Regions from separate parts of the Homo sapiens genome. Here region 2 is linked to region 1. A link is an interaction called in ENCODE POLR2A ChIA-PET data of the cell type or tissue named here. Cell type or tissue: PC-3. All regions are shown on one strand.

Region 1 (2,500 bases):
ATTAAAATTGCTTTAATCAATTAGGACTCTGGTATTTCGGTAACAAATCTCCATGGAAAAAAGTCTCTGATTTAGATTAGTAAAGTGAGATTCTGGTGTGAATATAAGAAGTCTCAAAGTTCTCCCAGATTCCATTTGTGCCTTTATGGTCCCCTGGTGAGTTTTATCACTGGGTAGAATTCACAAACCAAAAATAAAAAAAAAAAGAAAAACATTTCACACGGGGAACTTAACAAGAAAAAACAACTACCTTATAGAAAACAGATGGCTAGCGATACTAAAGCCGAAAGGCTGTCAGCTGTGTCTTCAGCCTGTTTTTCTATGCTTTTATAAATTGGCAGGAAAAACTCCTTACATTTCACTAAAAGGGGCCCAGCCCATAAATGATTTGCTAAAGAAATCTGAAAATCCATGTTTTTCAATATGAAATATGTAAAATGTTTGAAAACTGATTTTTCAATGAGGATTTTTCAAGCTTCTATTTTGAGAGATGATTCTGGGACATTCCTTGAATTATTCAGAAATGAAGAGAAAATGGTGTAAATAAAATAATAATTTTATGTCAAATTTCCTTTTTTCTCATCTTTTAAAATCTCTCTTTTACGTGCAAAAGCTACTAGGTACTAGGTGACATTTACTTTTGTAAATCACCTATTTGATTTCAAAAGGGACAAGTTATAGTGTATGATTTAGGAAATCATTTTCAAATTAGGAATTGAAGAGCAACTTATCTGTATCATACATCCATTTAAACTTCATCCATGTTAAGATTTAGGGGAAGAGGTTGGATTATAATTCAGCCATTTACCAAATACACATATTATGCAGCTACATTAAAGACTGTGTGGTGGGAGGTTTACCGTAATATAAAGTTTATGCCCTCATGTGGCTTACACTTGTTTGAAATTGTGCTCTCTTAATGGTTCTGCCTGCAGCAGTTATAAATTATATGAGCATATGTGACCTTGAAGCAAAGGAAGATGAAATAAATTAATAGTTAGCTAAAAATGTCTGTATTGTGATATTCTAGAAATCTTTTTGGCCATAGAACTAAAATCTTTTTCCCTCCTTATATTCCTTCAGTTTGATTCAACAAAAATGCGTTTTCTGTCTTCTCCATGCCAGACACTGCCCTGGATTGTGGTGATAGGGCAACGGACAAACACATTCCTGAATACTTTTATTTCTGAAAGAAACAGTCTTGTCTAATTTCACATGAGAATTTTCCTTCCTTTAGTAATTTGTGGGAAGATGGAAGTATTTTGTGGTTAGAACCTATGAGTATGCTTTTAGACTATTTACTCCAAATCCTTTTAGTCACTGAGATATTTTAAGAGGTGAGTCTATGAAATAGACTTCTAGAAGTAAGTGTCAGGATTTGAGTTTTGATATACAGCCTCTTTACAAATTTATTTACTGATTTATTTAACAATGATTTTTGAGCACCTAATATGTGCTCAATTTAAAAGGGCATTTACTTGTAAAGACACTCATCATATTTATTCCTAATTTTTGCTTTAATAGCTAGGCTACTCTCCACTGAAGCAGGGTATCTATGTGTTGTTCATAGCTGTACCCCTTACACCTAGCAAGGGATCTAGGACATAGTGGGTCTTCACTGTAGCCACATGAACTAAAAGGGAAATGAGGAAATAAAATCAGAGTATTGCCACCATATTTAAATAGCCACCTTGGCTCTGAAAAGATTTCAAACAGATCTAGCTAGCATCTAGTATCTCTTCTACACAGATAAGTTTCCATTCCATTTTACAAATGAAATATTAGAGTATAAACCAGTCTACAAACCTACCTTTTACACAAGTGCCTGTGAAAAATTTAGTTTATAAAGCCCAAGTCACATCACAAATGCTTAATATATTTATTTTTATTTATTCAACACATTATTGACTACCTTCTATATCTTAGGCACCATATCAATGTTAGAAATATAAGTGTTAACAGACAGAAAAGATTTAGTCCTTAAAGAGCTTATACTCTAGTGGAAAGAAACAGGAAATAAGCAAATATTATACTTACTAACCATACAATATGTCTAGTAGCAAGAAGTGTTACCAAAAATTCAGCAAGGTAAAGACAAAGAGCTCCAGGAGAAAAGTGAATTGAGAGGAGAGCGGGGACTGAGCTTAATTTTGAATAATCAGGGACAAGCTCACAAATAAAGTAGAATTTGAGCAGAGACCTGAGGGAAATAACATAGTATTTTCAAATGACGATTCTTATTGGAATAAATGTCATCTTTAAGTCCTGTCATCATAAAAAGTGGTATCAAGTTCTTTCTTGGGTTACCGGAAATAACTTTGACAGCTAAGTGAATTGTAAAGTTCATAAAATGGAACAATAAGTTTCTTTGCCTAGGTAATTTCCCAGCAAATAAAATGCAAAGCATCAAAAAGGTTTTTTTCTTCTTAAACTGCTCAAGCCATTGTAAAAATTTCACGAAAATATGAAATTCGCTGAGAAAATTTAACATTTGTTTAAT
Region 2 (2,500 bases), 62 kb after region 1:
ATTTGGGACACTGAAATTATCAATAGCAGGAAGAATTAAGAAGTTACTGTGCTCCTAATGCATGAGCATCAGTCATCACACCCTTGTTTCAAATGTGACTTATTCATCCTAATATGCTCATCCTTCTTAAGATGGGGTTTTGGTTTCAAAAGTTACATGATTTATATGCAAATCAATGTAATGCACATTTGTTAGAGAGATTACTTTGAGAATGCAGATATGTACAGGATATTGTCCTGGCCCACCAAAGGCTTACGTGGTTTGGTGGTAATAGACGCAATCACTGATATCTAACACATAATAAAGGAATGAGTTCTATTATACAAACACACAGAACAATAATAGGAGAACAGCGTATGATAAAAGGACTTGAAGTCACAAGGAACTTGGAAAGAGGTTCTGGATGTGATAGGATTTAAGCAGAGCTTCAGAAAATGAATAGCACTCCAACAAAGATTGCCTGAAGGGAGATTAGGGAAACCATAAAAAAAAAAACAAAAAACAAACAAACAACAAAAAACAACAACAAAAAAAACCACTCAGGTGGCTTAAAGAAATTGGTTAGTAGCCTAGCAGAGTTAAGACAGCTACAACAGCAGGGACTAAAAACCTATCTTCAAATTCTAAGAGGAAAGCATGTTGAATTTACAGTAAAGGAGGTAAGAAAAATGCCAGGAAATATTTTAAAAGCTAACTGCAATAGGCCGGGTACAGTGGCTCAAGTCTGTAATCCCAGCACTTTGGGAGGCTGAGGTGGGTAGATCACCTGAGGTCAGGAGTTCGCGACCAGCCTGGCCAACATGTTGAAACCCCATCTCTACTAAAAACACAAAAATTAGCCAGGGATGGTGGGGGGCACCAGTAGTCCCAGCTACTTGGGAGGCTGAGGCACAAGAATCACTTGAACCTGGGAGGCAGAGATTGCAGGGAGCCGAGATTGCAGTGAGCCAAGATTGCGCTCCAGCCTGGGTGATGGAGTAAGACTCCATCTCAAAAAATAAATAAATAAATAAAGCTAACTGCAATGAATCTCAACCTTAACAATACTTTCATCTTTTATTGGTCTATCCAGTATTTCAAGATAATGTATATATTTATCATTATACTTCAGAGTACTTTTATTTTTTTATGATTTTACTAAGCTAATAAACTACTGAACTGGATTCTTCAGAATGCTGTGTCTTGAGGGAGGCACAGAGAGACATCAATAATATCCCCACATCTTTACTCTTGTAAGAAAAAAAAAAAAGCACTTCTACTACTCTGCATGGTTTTGTTTATTGTAGAACCACACCCATATCTTTGCTTCCAAAAGACATAGCTCAAGAAGAAATGTGGATGAATCAGTAACCATACATAGATTTGAATTCTGCTTTTCACATAACAACCTCAACCTATCTTCCAAGTTCATCTCAAAATAGTCATCTTTTTCAGCAGCCTGCATCAACACAGCAGAGAAGTGGAAGATACACACAGGTAGGTTCCTCATTTATGTAAATCTGTGAGGGTTAACCAGATCTGTAAAGTAAAATGCTTTACTTTAAAGACAACATATAGTTCTAAATTCCAAATCCTGAAGAAAAGGAAATGAATACCTAATATAATCAAAGTAATTTTAAGTTAAAAAAAAGGAAACAAAAACTTACCTTGTGTCATTAAGAACCTGAAGTGTGACATTTCTCATAGGACTATTCTACAGAATATTCTCTCTGGAAGTAGGTCTTTGGGAAACATGAGCTTTGGTCCTAAAAGCCTCTCACTAACCACTTTACATGAGGACGACCCCATAGGTCCTTCGAGCCCAATTCCTTATTTGCATAATGAAATGGTAAAAGACCCTTAATATTTCCAAGTATTGTTACAGGAACATTCATGAATAAGTTTTCTAAATTCTATAAATTAATAAAATATGTTGTCATTCTCATTACTTATTTTACCTACATATAAAGAGTGATTCAATACAAATAGAGAAGAGCCCTATTCAATTTTTTGCTTAAGTATGAACAATATGAAGTCTCAAAGCTATTTTTGGACATTAAAAGTGTATTTTCAATGGGTAAAAGGACAAAACCAGTGCTACGGTTTGAATGTCTCCTCCAAAATTCATCTTGAAATTTAATTGCCATTGTAACAGTATTAAGAATTAAGATATTTAAGAGGTGATTAAGCCATGAAGGCTCTGCCCTTGTGAATGAATTAATGTCTTTATCTCAAGCATGGGTTCCTATCACAAGAGTGTGCTACTTATCACAAGAGTGCTACTTATCACAAGAGGATTCCTATCACAAGAGTGTGATACTTATCACAAGAGTGCTACTTATCACAAGAGGACGCATTTGGTCCTGTTTTGTCTCTGTCACCCTCTCTTGCCCTTCTACCTTCTGCCATGGGATGACACAGCAAGAAGGCCCCTGCCAGATGCTGGCCCCTTGATCTTGGATTTCTCAGCCTCAAGAACCATGCCAATAAATTTCTGTTCATTATAAATTACCCAGTCTCT

What was found. ChIA-PET counts read pairs that join two places held together with the same protein. Peaks named below come from ENCODE experiments on the same cell type or tissue, not always from the same donor. Only the 100,000 strongest peaks of a DNase experiment are listed, where the experiment ranks them.
Region 2: POLR2A ChIA-PET joins it to region 1 with 6 read pairs; 1 of 35 experiments calls an interaction of 5 or more read pairs at or near these places.

Annotation. Positions count from the first base shown.
Region 1 is chr2:189,128,954-189,131,453 of GRCh38, forward strand. All of the region lies in intron 1 of COL5A2 (collagen type V alpha 2 chain), which reads right to left. Among named protein-coding and RNA genes, the nearest start is that of MIR3129, 2.9 kb to the right of the region's middle. In PC-3, no CTCF peak of the experiment used is centred here; a DNase peak (open chromatin) is centred at 1,228; H3K27ac peaks cover 2,500 bases.
Region 2 is chr2:189,190,657-189,193,156 of GRCh38, forward strand. It overlaps a transcript of COL5A2 not described here. Among named protein-coding and RNA genes, the nearest start is that of COL5A2, 12 kb to the left of the region's middle. In PC-3, no CTCF peak of the experiment used is centred here; a DNase peak (open chromatin) is centred at 1,365; H3K27ac peaks cover 982 bases.